Regions from separate parts of the Homo sapiens genome. Here region 2 is linked to region 1. A link is a contact called in ENCODE Hi-C or POLR2A ChIA-PET data. All regions are on one chromosome and are shown on one strand. Each heading gives the region's core, a stretch centred on a gene start or an enhancer-like site at or near the end of the contact. The rest is flanking DNA. Distances are from core to core; before and after follow the strand shown. Region 1 has its middle 170 kb from the start of ICOS. Region 2 overlaps NRP2 (neuropilin 2).

The links. Hi-C counts contacts between places; a loop is a spot of excess contacts on that map. ChIA-PET counts read pairs that join two places held with the same protein, here RNA polymerase II (POLR2A). Pooled maps may share reads with other maps.
Region 2: a pooled map shows a loop between it and region 1 (16-fold over the local background). The contact joins two enhancer-like sites. A Hi-C loop is called at or near these places in 8 of 50 pooled maps. POLR2A ChIA-PET finds 5 or more read pairs at or near these places in 2 of 52 experiments (BJ and activated T-cell).

Annotation. Positions count from the first base shown.
Region 1 is chr2:204,107,882-204,115,356 of GRCh38, reverse strand. No RefSeq gene overlaps it. Among named protein-coding and RNA genes, the nearest start is that of ICOS, 170 kb to the right of the region's middle. Within about 2 kb of position 4,901, at least 13 of the 41 ENCODE cell types and tissues checked have a DNase peak (open chromatin) inside an H3K27ac peak, as active enhancers do.
Region 2 is chr2:205,700,994-205,708,424 of GRCh38, reverse strand. All of the region lies in intron 2 of NRP2 (neuropilin 2), which reads right to left. Among named protein-coding and RNA genes, the nearest start is that of NRP2, 22 kb to the right of the region's middle. RefSeq lists enhancers at 1-298, 1,174-1,473, 1,684-1,823. Within about 2 kb of position 1,529, at least 31 of the 41 ENCODE cell types and tissues checked have a DNase peak (open chromatin) inside an H3K27ac peak, as active enhancers do.

The DNA of each region.
Region 1 (7,475 bases), core at 3,652-6,151:
TTTACAATTAGATGTTTTGAGAGCATGCAGCTTCATTAATAAATGGTAGTATTCACTGCCAGTGGGAGAGTAACACTCAGTTAATAAGCGTGCCTCCTCCTCATGCTCCATACACATAATTCTTAGTGAAAGTTAATGGGAATTAGAAACATCACTAGCAAAACAATCAATGCCAGCCCTTTAACCAGTGACCTCCTGGTCTGTCATTTTGTTGCCTGTATCTGATCGTCCTTTCATAACTCGGGAGACCTGAACCCTGAGCAAAATGTGCTGAAGGAGATTGACATCAGGACACACTGACCTCTGTGAAGAAGTGTGTTCTTGTCAAAAGCCAAGTCCTCAAGGCAGAGCAGAAGCAGCCAAGATAGATGGAGGAAAGGTGCATGCATTGTACCCCATTCTTAATGGGGTCAGAAGTTCAGTTTCAACTGAGATGCACTGAAGGGAATCTGCTGGATGATCGCAAAGCGAGGTTTCATAATGTGCTCTTCTCATAAGGTGTTTTCCGTACCCCATTGCCACTACGCACAGTGTGATTTGCCACTTAGGTTATTAGATCAATAGGATCTGATAATGAATTTTACATAAATCTATGTTATCTAACCAATACCACATCATTTCAGTTAAATTTCCTGGCTTATTTATACACAGGAAATTGGCAAAACCACAGTCTCAGATAACGCCTCCCCTAAAGCCCTCGATTGTTCTCTAGCAGTTTGGATGGCTGAGTGTGCACCATGGTCACGCAAAATCTGCTGTGATTTTCTTTCCTGCAGGAACCAAAGACAGCAAACAGGAGGAGCACATGTGACAGAGCCTTTCCTGCCTAGCCCCGGCTGGACACTATCTGGGATTTCTCACTGTTCCCTGCATTCTTACCCTTGACCCCTTGGTGCTATCCAGTTCCCCCTGTGTCAGGTCCCTCTGAAAGCTGCGATTTCCTCTCCTGACAGGCAGCAGGAAGGGGAGAAAGCTGCAGGCCAACCTTTGCTCTGAAAGAACTGAAAGGTTATTAACAAAGGGAGCATTGACAGGGTGTGCTCAGGAAATATTGATAAAGTGAGAGAGAGAATGAGGAGAGAGAGAGATGCCTTCCCAGCCTTCACCACTCCCACCATCTTTCTTTCTCTCTTTCCTCTCATCTCTCTCTCTCTCTCTCTGCAGCCTGAGATATTATGTACACTATTTTAAAGGCTGGCCCAAACAGACTTCTATAATACCTCTTAACCTTATTGCAGAATGATTCCCAGCTAAAAACTCTGACAGATGAAGTTATAGGTTCCTTGTCAATAAAATGGGAATAATATTAAAACCTACCCCATAGGAAGTAAATGAATCGATGTACAGTACAGGGCTTAGAATACAGCCTGACATAAAATAAGTACTTTAGAAGTGTGAGTTACTGTTAGTGTATCATTAATTATGAATTATCATGTGATCTTAGGAAAAGTAGCCACACCACAATAACAGACAATTTCCTGCCTTAATTTTGCTCACATGATGGACAAGAAGACCTGCAACTTTGAGGAGCTGCAACATAAATGTGCTCCCATAGCCCTTGCTCATTGCCTTTATATCTATTCTTGCTAACTCTAACTCTTTTCTGAAATCTTTGCCTGGATAGACACTGATCTATTCAACTTTTGCAGCTTGCACTTGTTTTTATTTTTAAAATATATTGAGGCCAGGCATGATGGCTCACAGTTATCATCCTAGCTCTCTGAGAGTCTGAGGCAGGAGGATCACTTGAGGCCAGGAGTTCAAGACCAGCCCGTGCAGCATAACAAGCCCCTGCCTCCATAAAAAATAAAAATTAAAAAAAAAAAAAAAACCTGCCTGGATGTGATGGTTCATGCCTGTAGTCCTGGCTACTTGGTAGACCGAATGGTGAGGACTGCTTGAGTCCAGGAGTTCAAGATTGCCGTGAGGTATGATCACACCACTGCATTCCAGCCTAGGCAACAGAGCAAGACCCTGTCTCTAAAAAATAAAGATAAAATTAAAATATATTGTATTTTTATATATATATGTGTGTGTGTGTGTGTGTGTGTGTGTGTGTGTATATATATATATATGGAGAGAGAGAGAGAGAGACAGAGAGAGCAAAAGCACAGGTACAAAGGCAGAAAAACTGGATCTAATCTCAACCCAGATATTTACCAGGTAATTAACCCTGGACAAGTCCTTTTGTATTTCTGACTGAGCTCCTCATTTGTAGAAGAGCATAATAATGTTTACCCTGACTGCCCCATAGCATTGTCATGATTCAATAGACACTATAATATGTAAAGACATTGGGAAGTATAAATCACTATATGGAAATATAAGCAGAGTCTAGACTCTTGAGTTAGTTTTTATGCAATGGTTATAGCTCAACACTTGTTACACGGTCTTTATTGATAATGAAGATTTGTCACCAGGCCTAAAAATCATTAAATTACATCTCATCATACCTGCGTCATATCCGTCACACTCAAAAACCTCCAGCTAGTCATGCAAAGAAAGCTTAGTTGTTCGATACCCTGCAACACCACCATTTACTAACTCTGATGTCAGCTTTTTCTTCCCCACTAAATTTTAGCACTATAATCATGCTGCAAACTCTGTCTGTTCAATGGAGGTTTTTACCCTTTGCCTTTAATGTAAAATGACAGCCAAATCTTCAGAAGGTTTGGTGTTAAGATTATGTCTTTTACATTCCTACAGTCTCTGTTGTTTAGTTCAGCTTGTCACGCTGTCAGATAAAGGCCCATGGAGCGTTCTACAGGAATTATTAATGAAGATTTGACCGGTTTTTCTTCTGGAAACAGATCACTTCACTTTTCATCTCACTGCTTTTTACATTAACAAACTAAAAATAGCCATGAGTATTCCAGGGAAGAAATTACCAATATTTGGCAGTATATTTCTTGCTTTCCAGTTGTTAGATTTGGTTCTTTGCCTAGTTAGGACACAGATAAATGTGTAAATCTTAATAGCATAATCCCCAAATTAGTATCCCTGTATCTTTACTCAGAACATGAAGAGCTAAATCTGATTTCAAAACACCTTGTTTTAAGCATAGGCCTTACTTGGCTTGCCCTGGAAAACAGACATTTAAACACAAAGTTTGATGACGATGGCTTTAGGAAAGTGGCCCACACTGAATTCACCAGCCCAATTGCTGTCCTTCTGCAAACATCCATTCAGAACGACATTGACAAGTGAATCTCTGCCAACTACCGTCTTGTAATCCACACTGCTCTTGTTTATGTGTGCAAATTCACTGTGGTTTGTTGCAGTTCTCTGCTCTGTAGAATCCATTGTAGCCCATCTTCATCTGAGCTCCTCTTTAACAGAGAGAGCCACGTGTGTCAGAATATCATATGGATGAAGTTTGACATCTTTATTCGTCTTCTATTTATGGGATGAACGTACAGTTAAAAGGTGGCTTGAGACCATCAAACCCACATCTAGCTGTGATCTAAGTGGAATTTAACGTAGGTCTCCTGAGGTGAAGGGAGAAATGAAGGAAAGAAATGAAGTGCCTGTTTCAATTTAATACTTTAGGCCAATTTTTTTTTTTAAGAGAAAAAAAATCAAAGGGCTGGGACCTTCCTTGGCCCCCTGAAGTTTTAGGGTTTCAGATGCTCAGAGATACAATCTGCACAATTTCTTGGCATCTGTTTTTTCCAGACAGTATATTACCACTATAAAGTAGCCTGAACAGTGGGGTCCTCCCTACTGGGGGCCCACTTCAAAGGCAATGTTTGATGTCCCCTGATGCTGCCTGTGGGTGAAAGCGCAGATTGTTGTGTTTCATTTATTAATTACTTAAAACAGAAAAATAAAAGCCAATTTTCTTCTAAATTTCTCTCTGTCTACTTTGAGTTAACATCCTCCAATCTGGTTTTTGTCATACACGAGTAATTTTAGTTCCAAATACTGGTATGATGTCATTATTTAACACCTTTTTATCTAAGGATATTGGCGTGTCTTGCAAAAGAGTATGTTGCTGCTTTGTCCTCTATTTAGAAAACAAACATTGAGAAACTAAGAGAGACCACTCCACTATTCCAAAATCACACCATACACATAGTTGGAGATAGGAAGAAAGCCCGGATTTCTTATTCAATTTCATCAGAAAAGGAGACGTCTTCCCAGAACACTGGCAACTCTGGAATCCCCCTGAAACCCAAAGAAGAAAAATGTCCCCCTACTTCCTCATGAACCAAATGTTCCACCAAGCTTTACTTAGAATTAGTTATTTCACTCCAAACCCGGTCTGCTTTTTGCTGAATATTTTCTCAAAACTAAAGCCAGTCAACAGAGTTCTCTCTGGTGTGAAGCAAAACAAAAACAATCCAAAGTTTTTATGTTGTCACCAGACAAAAATTTGCTAAGAACAAGCAGAAATGAGGAGTTAATGGATCCCATATGTGGCCACTAACATAGGTTTATGAGATTTTCCAAGAGATTTCTGAAGATTCCTATAGCACAAAGGAAGATCAAACAGCCACTTTCCTGTCAAACAGGGCAAAAAATGCTCCATCCATAGTTCCCCCTGCATTTATTTTGGTAAACCTGGAAAGAAAAGGTGGCTGCAATATCTGCCTTACAGGGAGCTGACCACAACATGTGGTATACTGGAGCAGGAAAGAAGGTCCTTAAAGACGTCACCTGTGTCCTCACAGCACAAGCAGACCTGCCCTTAGAGCCCACTGCTTGGTATGAGATGTAGCCTCTGGGGGAGGGCTGAGCAACGGAGAGGGAGAGCTGGACAATTTTCTTCATCCGGGAAAATTGCACACACACAAAAATAGCTGCTTTCTTCAAATGTCAATCAGCTCCTTCAAGTTTCAAGCTTCACTGAGGGGTCAGAAGAGGCATTTCCTCTACACATATTTCAGTATCACATCGGGACGTTCAGCCACACACAGCTTCCGGCACGGGGGCTGTGGTTGTGTTGGAGTTAACCACACAGGGCACAGGGTGAGGGAGTTGTCGTTGTTGTTCTTGTTTCTGTTGTTGTGATGGAGGCGGGGCAGCTGGTGGGGTTAAAACGGTTTCCATTATTATTATTTTCTTTCCCCCTTTGTGTGCTATGAACTCTGAACTAGACAAATGAGAACTATCTCCCCTGTTATTAGTAGAATGTCTTCTGTGAGCAAATTCCAACCACTAGAATGTCCGTGTGAACTGCAAAGGCAACCACAACAGTTTTGGAAACTGGGGATGATTGTGGGGCTCCTGGACCGCTGCCCTCCGCCCTGCAGCAGGGAAACAGAACACCCTAGACAGGTGGGGAAGGAGTGGATGGGGGTGAGTCTGCAGGAGAGGAAGCCTGGCCGAAATGTGCTTTTGGATAAAATGTCCCGATTAACCAAGAGCACACAAAATGTGCAGACTGGCAGCACAAGGCCTTAAGCACCCGCAAAGCACGCTGAGTCTTTGGGCTGCTCTGTGACAGGGAGATGTGTTTACCCCAGACAAGTTCACCAGTCCGACAGCCGCCTGAGGCCAGTTGGAGAGGAGGTTGAAATGTTCCACAGTGTGAAGAGTCAGCGCGATCTGTAGAGATAATGGAGCATTCGGTTTGACATCCAAAACTGGTGTATCCAGGAGGAGCGGGATTCTTGCTGGGAGGAGAGACAGTAATTGTTTTTAGCAAGACAGATAAGACATTCCGGTTTCTGTAGATTCCTCCCCAACCAGGAAACAACTGCCTCCAATGTCAGTGCTAAATATTGAAATCAAGGTGTGCAAATGCCTCAGCTTCTCTCCACCGCCTGCTGCATGATTACTTTCAAATAAGAATGTCCTTCCTTCTTAATTTTACACTTAGATAGGTAAAAACATCATCAATTTTAGCAGACTGTTTAGTTTTAATCTGATCAAAACAATCATTCACTAAGAACCTTCTAAGAGATTATAGGAAACATTAATTGTGTAGCTGGACTGGGATACGACTGGAGGGAGGCTTGTAAATAAATCCTAGGACTTGAGTCCAAGAAATATAAAAGGAGAGAGAACACAGAAGCTAGTGCAGATAGATGCCTGATGTCTCCTTTTAGGTGAGAGCATAGAAACATGTAGAGCTTGTTTCCTCTGAGGTTAGATACCGTTTAGTCCTTCCTTGGGTATTCCCATTTACGGCTGTGGTCAAGTGAATCAGCCACAGACGTTACTATTACTTAAAAAGAAAACCATTTTCTCTACATTGGTGCTAGTTCCAAATTGTGTCTGTGTGATCGTCCCTCCCTCAGCCATCTCATTTCCAGGGCTGACAAATATTTAGCCTACATAAATACACATTTGGGGAGATCCTACGCCATTTCTCCCTCCTCGTGACCCAACTCGTATTCTTCAAAACATCAAACAAAACAATTCGCAGAATAAAGTTGCCTTCCGAAAGAGGGATTTCCCCCTCCAGTTTCCCTCCCACTTCCACTAGGTCAGTCTGTCTTTCTTCCCTCCTACTCTCCTATACCCCTTCACCCTCCCCAGCAAACTCTGGAAAAACAGTAGTAACTAACATTTGTGCCTTTGGCAATAAAACCACAGGCCTCACAAACCCCAAATGGCAAAAAGACATTTCCATTCCAATCCCAGTTTTAAATTAAACTGTAATGAAAAATCAGCAGTGGCAGCTGGGACCAGAGACACTGATTGTCTCTAGGAACAAAAAGGAGGGGAACAGAGGGGGAGAGGAAAAAGAAAAGAGACTGCAAGGAAGCCTCGCTCTGGTAATAAAGCAGCTGGTAAACCTTCAAGTAAAAAGAAATTAGAAAAACAAATCTAGTGCAGAGACAAGCAAAGATGGCTGTTTTCCTCTACAATCACAGTGAGGCAGACCACAAATCACCCTCCACTTTATGAATGGACAGGAGGGGGTGGGGTGGGAGGGAAGATGAGTGGGCCTGTGCTGACACCTGGAGGAAGATTAGGGAAATTCTCGGGGGGTTGGTCCCACCCCCACATTCCGTGAATGAGTGGGGATTTTGGCTTTCTCAGTGGTCATAGTCAATACTGAGGCTACAAGGAAAAATAAGAAGACCTCATTGCCTTCTTAAAAAATATTTTTAATTGATAAATAATAATTGTACATATTTTTGGTGTACATGTGATACTTTCATACATGTATACAATGTGTAATGATCAAATCAGGGCATTTAGGATATCTAAACCTTAAATTTTTATCATTTCTTTGTGTTGAGAACATTTTAAAACTTCTTTTCTAGGTATTACAAAATATACACTATTTTATTCTTTATCAGAAAAAAAATGCATTGAAGAAACCATTTGACTTCAACATGAGGGTTAGAACAATTCATGTAGCTAAACTGAACCCAACTGCGCAGGCTTAACTTTGATTTTAAAAAATACATGGCACAGGTATCTTCATCAGACATGAGAAAAGAATACAGCATTTGAGTATTTCATTCTATAGTCTTTAAAGCTTGCAAGATTCTGCAGATCTTTCAGCATATAATTTA
Region 2 (7,431 bases), core at 280-2,779, 1.6 Mb before region 1:
TGAATACCATTTCCCTCGCTGACCTGGCTGGCCAGCAAGGCGCATTCCTGAGGCCGTGTGGTCACGGGTCTGCTCTGCTTCTGGACCAGCACACACACTGGAGGCCACTTGGATGAAACATGTTTGCTTATGTAAGGAATGGTTTTCTAGGCAACCGGTGCCAATGTGAAGTTTAAGGCTTTGGGGGCAGGCTGCTTTCAGCATGAGTGTTGGGTCTTTCGTTGGTCTGCTCTGTGTCTATAAAATCCTCACCCTCTGCAGTCAACTTAAAGGGCCCCTTGGTAGCATTCTGGAATGATACCAGAGTGCAAAGGAAGAGTAGTCCACAATTTCTTTCCATTTCTGTTTTTCTCAGCGGCAGCAGCAGCACTAGCAGGTGTAAAGGTGAATCCCAGCAGGGCCAGGACTTACTAAATTTTCCTACGCTGGCCTGGATCAATCATGCTTGTGTGCCTCAGTTGGCCTCATTTGACAAAAGGGAACAGGAATCATGCCTTTGTGCCCGGTGGGGCTGCCTGCATGGGTGGTCACTGAAGGGCAATCAGAGCACAGCGTCTGGGGCCCCTGGTGTGCTGGCAGTGCCCCTTTACTCGGCAGGGTGAACAGTTCCCTCCGGAATAGGTGTTCACACTAATTCTGGCTCCCAGGGGATCCAATTGTGAGGGCAAATCATAACTTCCCCGTCTGTCCAAAAAACGGGAGCCTGCTGGGAACGGAAGTGTACTGGGCACCAGGGAATCCACCACAGCAACAGAAAAGTCCTTTTTGTTTTTCCAGGGATTTAGGCTCCATATCATTTTTCTATTCCTCTTTGCTGGCATCCAGCCTCCCTAACAAAACTTGGAAGATGCAAAACTCATCTGAAAAACGTGCCATGCAGAAATCCAAGTAGGGGACAGTTTGGGAGTAGGTGGCAGGTGTGATGGGCCTCCCTTTTAGAGTTCATTTACTTGGAGCTTCAGATTACAGAGCTTGGAGCTTCTCCTGGCTCCAGGGGCAAACTTGTCACTACTGTGCAAAAAACACCATGGTGTGGAAATGATGGGCCTGCACTAATGTCCAAGCAGGAAAGGGCTGCTGCCACGCCAGGGCGGAGATTCTGAATCTAGCACTCAGGGGCCAGTCAGCTGGAACCGCTTCCGTTTGTGACTATGCTTTCGACAGCTGCATTCTGAAGCATCATGCTGCACAGGCAGCCCGGGCCATGTGAGGCATGTTAAAGCATTCACCTTCTCTCCCCATCCCAGAAATGCCCTTTCCATTCTGAGAGAACAGGTTGGGGTTTGTTGGGGGTGGAAGAAGCAAGCATTTAGGAATGTTGGGTGCTCCTGGCTAGAGCCTCATAAGACCATGAAGAAAGATGTTTAGAAAGGACATGAGCTTCTACAAGAAAGGGAACCAGATTACAGGAAGTCTCTAAGCAGGATGGGAGCTGTGTGAGTCAGACCTTGAAGGATCTTTATTCATCTCACAGCCAGAAGCAGGCTGTTTGTTTTGCGCACAGAGCTTCTGGCTGGTTGGCCACAATATTGTAGCGACCAGTGGAGGCCCTGGCAGTGTGGGAGGAGGCATCAGTGCCGGGGATGAGCTTCAAGAGCCACGTGTGTATAAAGGCCCAGGCAGTGAAGAGTACAGCAGAAAAGGCCCCCAAGAAGATAACTCAGTACCCCACCATTTAACCCAGCAGCCTGCCCTGAGGCTTGGACTAAATCTTGTATCTGCTTGGACCTCAGTTTCCCAGCAGATGACCCCCCAAAATAATAGTTTCTTACCCTCCTACCACTCTCAAAAGATGACACATAGATAAATCGCTTTGAACTTTTAGATGAAAGGTGCTGTATAAACCTGAGGTCTCATCAACTGTAATTGTTACAGTAATTATTTTAATGATAATAATGATGATAATGGGAGAGGGGGGTCGGGTGGGGACGAAACCTCCTACTTTGAGACAAAGAAAATCTCTTCCATTAAAACCTGCATCACGAATCCTTCTGCTCCAAGCTCTCAACCATCTCTTTCAAACTGCCAGTTCCTGGGCTGAAATATTATTTATTCCTTTCCTTTCCAATAAAACAATTATTTGTTCCACCATTTCCCCCCTCGTTCACTCTCCGGTGTGTCTGGCTTCGTCCTGACAGCTCGGCCACGGACTGTTTACATGTCTCGCTCACCCTCCAAGACTCTGGTTCAGCTCCATTGACACTAAAGGCAGGCGAATTCTCTCGGTGTGAGGAATCAATTACTTCCGCTGACACTCTATTACTGGCCCTCACATCTTTGGACTCCAGATGGAGAGTGAAGGTGGTGGTGAGGATGGCAGGGAATTTGAAGAGGATGGTGAGCGGGGCTGTGGGGGGATTGGGGGAGTAGGAGGTAGGTGACAGGGAGGCAGAGAGAGACGATGGACTGAGAGGCCTCTGGCTTGTATTTAAAGACACAGAAAGAGATCTCTCTCCTTGACTGCCCCGCTGGCATCCGGAGGTGACTGCATGGCAGGAAGAGGCAAAGAAAAGGAATAAAAAGAGAAAAGGAAAAGAAAAGGCTTGTCAAGGATATCTAAAGAAATCAGAGAGGCCCCAAATACCTAAGCACTGGGACAGCAGATGACAGCTCCAAGCAGATTGACACAGGTATACAAAGGCAGCTTTGGGCTGCCTGGCTTCAAACCCAGCCCCACGATTACTATCTGTGTGATCTCTCAGGGCCTCAGTATCTACATCTGTTAAATGGGATAATAGTAGTACCAGTACCAGCTGTGGCGGTTAAACATAGAAAACTTAGGGTAGGACCTGATGTCTGGCAAGAGTTCAATAAATGTTTGCTATTGTTGTCTAATTTTGAGAGTTCCTCCACGTGACCCACAAACATACAGTTGAGTCCCCAGTGGGAAAAAGTAGAAAAATATTAGAGACTGCCAAGATGCTTGGCTACAAAGCTCGAAAAGAGGCATAAAAAAAGTCATGCTTTTCTGCTGCCCTCCCAAACCTAAGCCCAACTCACATTTCTTTCTCCTTTTCCTTTTCCTTCTTCTTTTTAGAAAATTTTATTTTGACCCAGCTAACATTTTTCAGGGATTCTCCTTCTAGGAAAAAAATTTTGATTATGTAAATTAAATACAACCATCTACTCTGCAATCAACTGAGATGAGTTGTGAGGCACGATGTCCCATAATGAAGGACGATTACAGAAGCTCTTTTCTGGAAGGAAAGACAAGGGCAGCTGATATCTTTTTTTTTTTTTTCTGGAATTATTTATCCAGGCAGAAGTATAAGAATGGAATTAAATTATCTTTTGAGTTTCTCTTAATCCAAAGGCTTAAATCCCTTGCCAGTAAAAAGGACAAAACAAAAAGAATATAAATTTTTTTCTATAGGACTCATGACTCCAGGAAAATACACAAATCCCTTTTTAGAAAAATCTGATGTTTTCACTTGGTATATTTCCATCTCTTCTTTATCCCCTCCACACCTGGAGCTCCCACTGAATTTCTTAAGACAGACTCTCAGCCGGTGTAATTAGATGGGAGAATTACATGGAGTTACATGGGGTGAGATGCTGGCCCTCTGGGATCTCTGGGTTCGGAGAAGGTGCCAGGGTGGAGAGGCAGAACAAGTGGGATTGTGCATGATAACATCTCAAGTGATTTTCTCAGTCAGAAGATAAAGCATATTGTTAAGAAGGGCATCTACAGCGAAGCTTGCATTGAGACAGTTACAATTGCAACACTCATTTTTAAAAACAAACTGCCCAAAGTAATTCCAGCTGCGTTTTAACCTTGGTAAGAGGAGAACAGTCTGTGAGTTGTTTTTCCCCCTGATCCATGGGTGAGGTGGAGTTGCTGGGTGGACCCTGTGGTCAAGGTTGGTAAGTGTGGGGCCAGCAGCCAGCTGCTCCCATTCGTCCACCACGTACCTGGAGGTGGATCTGTTTCTGTCATTAGGAGGATTGTTGCAATACAGAAAATTATTACTGCTCACTGGCTCCTTAGGGGAATCAGAATATTTCTGTGGTTGGGCAGGCAGTAAATAATAACGTCAGTAATAGTGTCGTGAGTGATCAAGCCAACGGCCTCTCCTCAACAAGCACAAGGCACCCTCTTGAACCACACAGAATTCTCACTATGCTTTGTTGGCTTTTCAGACTTCAACGGAGACCAGCTGAAGCCACACCTCCAACTGGGCAATCTGGCCTCCCGCCCTCTATTCATAGGAAAGAGACTTGGATTCAGAAAGTCTTGTGTAGCAGGAAATTGACAAGAGGAGCTTAATCTGAAGTGTTACCTGGACTTTCCCAGGCCAAACCCCACTTTCAGGCATTCCACTGGCGGCGGGGTGGGGGAGGTCGCTGGACATAGGGTATGAGGCTGCAGAGACCCTACAATGGACAGGGAAGGTGGGGACAGCAGAGAGTCCCCATCATCTTAGTCTTTCCTGCTTCCTGACCACCCTGTCTCCTAAGGAGATGGTGGAAGTTGTCTGGCCAGGAAATACAATTAAATAGTATTGCTCAGGCACCTCTTCACCGGGAAAAGGGTTTGTGTCAGCAAGTCACAAGGACAGCCCCTTTTAGTCTACCCTTACAATGCTCACTGGTTAAGAAATTGGGTTCAGGCATGTTCAATTATTTTGGTTCCTGAAGGCATCAAACCCTCCCTCCTTCTTGTCTTTGGGCATGCTGCTGTCTGCCTATGACACCAGCCAAACACACTCCCTGCTGCCTGGCCAAATTCTTTAGAATTCGTATAGGCGTCACCTCCTCCAGGGAGCCTTCCTTGATCTTCCCAGCTTAGGCTGGACCTGGATGCTGTGGGCCCACGTAACAGGTCCATATCATGTCCCCTGCCAAATGCATGATGCCGGGGAGGCAGACAGCACAAGAGTAAAGCAGAGATTGAAAACTAGGGTATCTGGCTTCAAAACCCTTCTCTGCCACTTATGGGAGTAGAACCTTGGGCCAGTTGCTTAACTTCTTTGAGCCCAAGTTTCTTCATCTGTAAAATGGAAAGAGTAACAGTGACTTTAGGGAAAAGAATATGATTTATTCATCACTGTATTCCCAATAATACCAACGTGCTTAGCACATAGTAGGTGTTTAATAGCTATTTCCTGATGAATGAATGAATGGTCTATTACCATTTTGTTGGTGAGAGACTCATGTCCCAAATCAGTTAGTGACATTCTTGGCCTGTGTCCTACCCCCTAAGATTATGTCATATTCCCAGAGGGACAAATAGGGAACACAGATCTGTCTGCCTTCCAACACAGATTCAGCTCATGCTGACCTATTGCCTGGCATTTCCAATGTAAAAAATATCACGAAATCACCTGCACACACCTGCCTAGCACCCTCCTAGACTAGGCGCCATGGGAGTTTAGATATGAAGTACATGCTTTGTGCCCTTGTAGAATTTACTTGCTGAGAACTCAAGATGACCACATATGAACAAAAAGCAAGGGACTCAGGCAACATCAAGTGCTCTGGGAGTTCAGAGGAAAGGGTGATAAAAGGGAACTGCAGGAAGCAAGGAAACTCAGGGGAGGAAGATGGGAGCTTGCAGCTGGACACTGTGGAGGGAGGGAAAGGAGGGCTGGAGCCCTGGGAACTCAGGGGGCTCATGCAGATGCAAGACTATGCTTGGTTGTTTGCAGGGAATCGAGGGTGTTTACTGAGCACAGGGAAACACTGCTGGCTGAATGGGGAGGGGCCAGATGACTAAGGTCTGGTCTGATCTCTCTGTTTACTATGATCAGGTTATCAACTGGGAAACTGCTACCTTTCTAAGATATCATCTCTTACTTTGGGAGAAACAGACATATCTTCTAAGATATAGAGGGCCCCTCTGGCTGTAAATAAACACAAGAGCACCTTGTTTATCTAGGACACTTAGAGGCAAATATCCAAAACCTTAAATATGCAGAATATAACGGTGTGGGGGAGTTCAGAAAAAAAGATTGTGAGCAGCTACACTGATGTTGAGAACTCCATCCTCTGTTGCTCTTACGCTTTGTCACTTGGGGATCACTCCCCAGTCCTAACTCTGCTGCAAGCTTGGCTGGCTGAAGCCAACTGGAAATGCTGGCCTTGGGATTGCACTGGCTTGAGCAAAGCTTAGGTCCCAGAACTCAAACTTCCCAAGAGACAGCAAGGGCTCCTGAAGCAAAATTGATAACCCCATAAAAAAGCAAAAACAAGTCAGAATGGGAAGGCTACAGGAGACAGGCATACTCGTAACAGGATGTGTGAAAGCAGGAGGATTGATAGAAAATAGTCCCAAACTGTCCCCTGACAAAGTCCAATGATGCTAACACAGTTGCTAACTTATTGGGCATCTACATAAAAAGGCAGAGCAATCTTGCAAGATATTTATTATTATGACAGCTTTGCAGATGAGGAAACTGAGGCCTGGGAAGTTTAAAAGGTCAATAAAAATTCAAATCTTAATCTGCCTGTTCCAATTATGGCAATACTGGCTGCTGTCACAAAAGTGAAGCTTAGAATTAAAAGCCTGAATCATTGAGAAAAAGTTGACTCCTCTCAATGTAGGTTTTAAAAAGACAGGGAAGTGCAGCACATGATTTAGAATGTTCTTTATCAGAAATCCTTTAAAAAAGAACTCTTGGAACTCTTTAAAGTTCTCTTTTAAGAACTTTAAAGGTGGATATTTCAGTATCTGGACACTTCACCTAAATGGAATGTCATTCTTCAATGATACGTGGTATATGAGATATTGCTGGGCTGAACATAGCACATACAATCATTTATGTAGACTTCCTTGAGGATTTTAGCCTAAGAAATGTTCTTTCATTTCTTGCTAGTGGGTTTTGCTCTTTCTGAGACCCATCAAGGTACCCATCTAGAAATTACCAATTCTTTTTTTTTTTTTTTTGAGACAGAGTCTCACTCTTTCACCCAGGCCGGAGTGCAGTGGCACAATCTCAGCTCACTGCAGCCTCTGCCTCCCAGGTTCAAGTGATTCTCCTGCCTCAGCCTCCAGAGTAGCTGAGATTACAGGCACGCACCACCAAGCTTGGCTAATTTTTTTTGTATTTTTAGTAGAGACGGGGTTTCACCATGTTGACCAGGCTGGTCTCGAACTCCTGACCTCAGGTGACCTGCCTGCCTCGGCCTCCCAAAGGGCTGGAATTACAGGTAGAAATTACCAGTGCTTAAAAGGACCCAGCCTCCTGGTTTTGGTTTTATTTGGTTGAGCCTCTGGGATGGGGTGGGTGCTGGGGCTGTTTGAGAACTCCTGAACAAGCTGTGTATTACATGCAGGTGGGTGTTTTAAAAATACATACATTTTAAATTTTAGAAATGGAAAAAACCACTCAACTTTGTGTATGGGTTTCTAAAACCATAACATTCAGTCTGTTGGCTGATGACTCAAGCGAAAGGCCTCTGTCTGCCGGAGCAGCAACATCCTAGCATCCT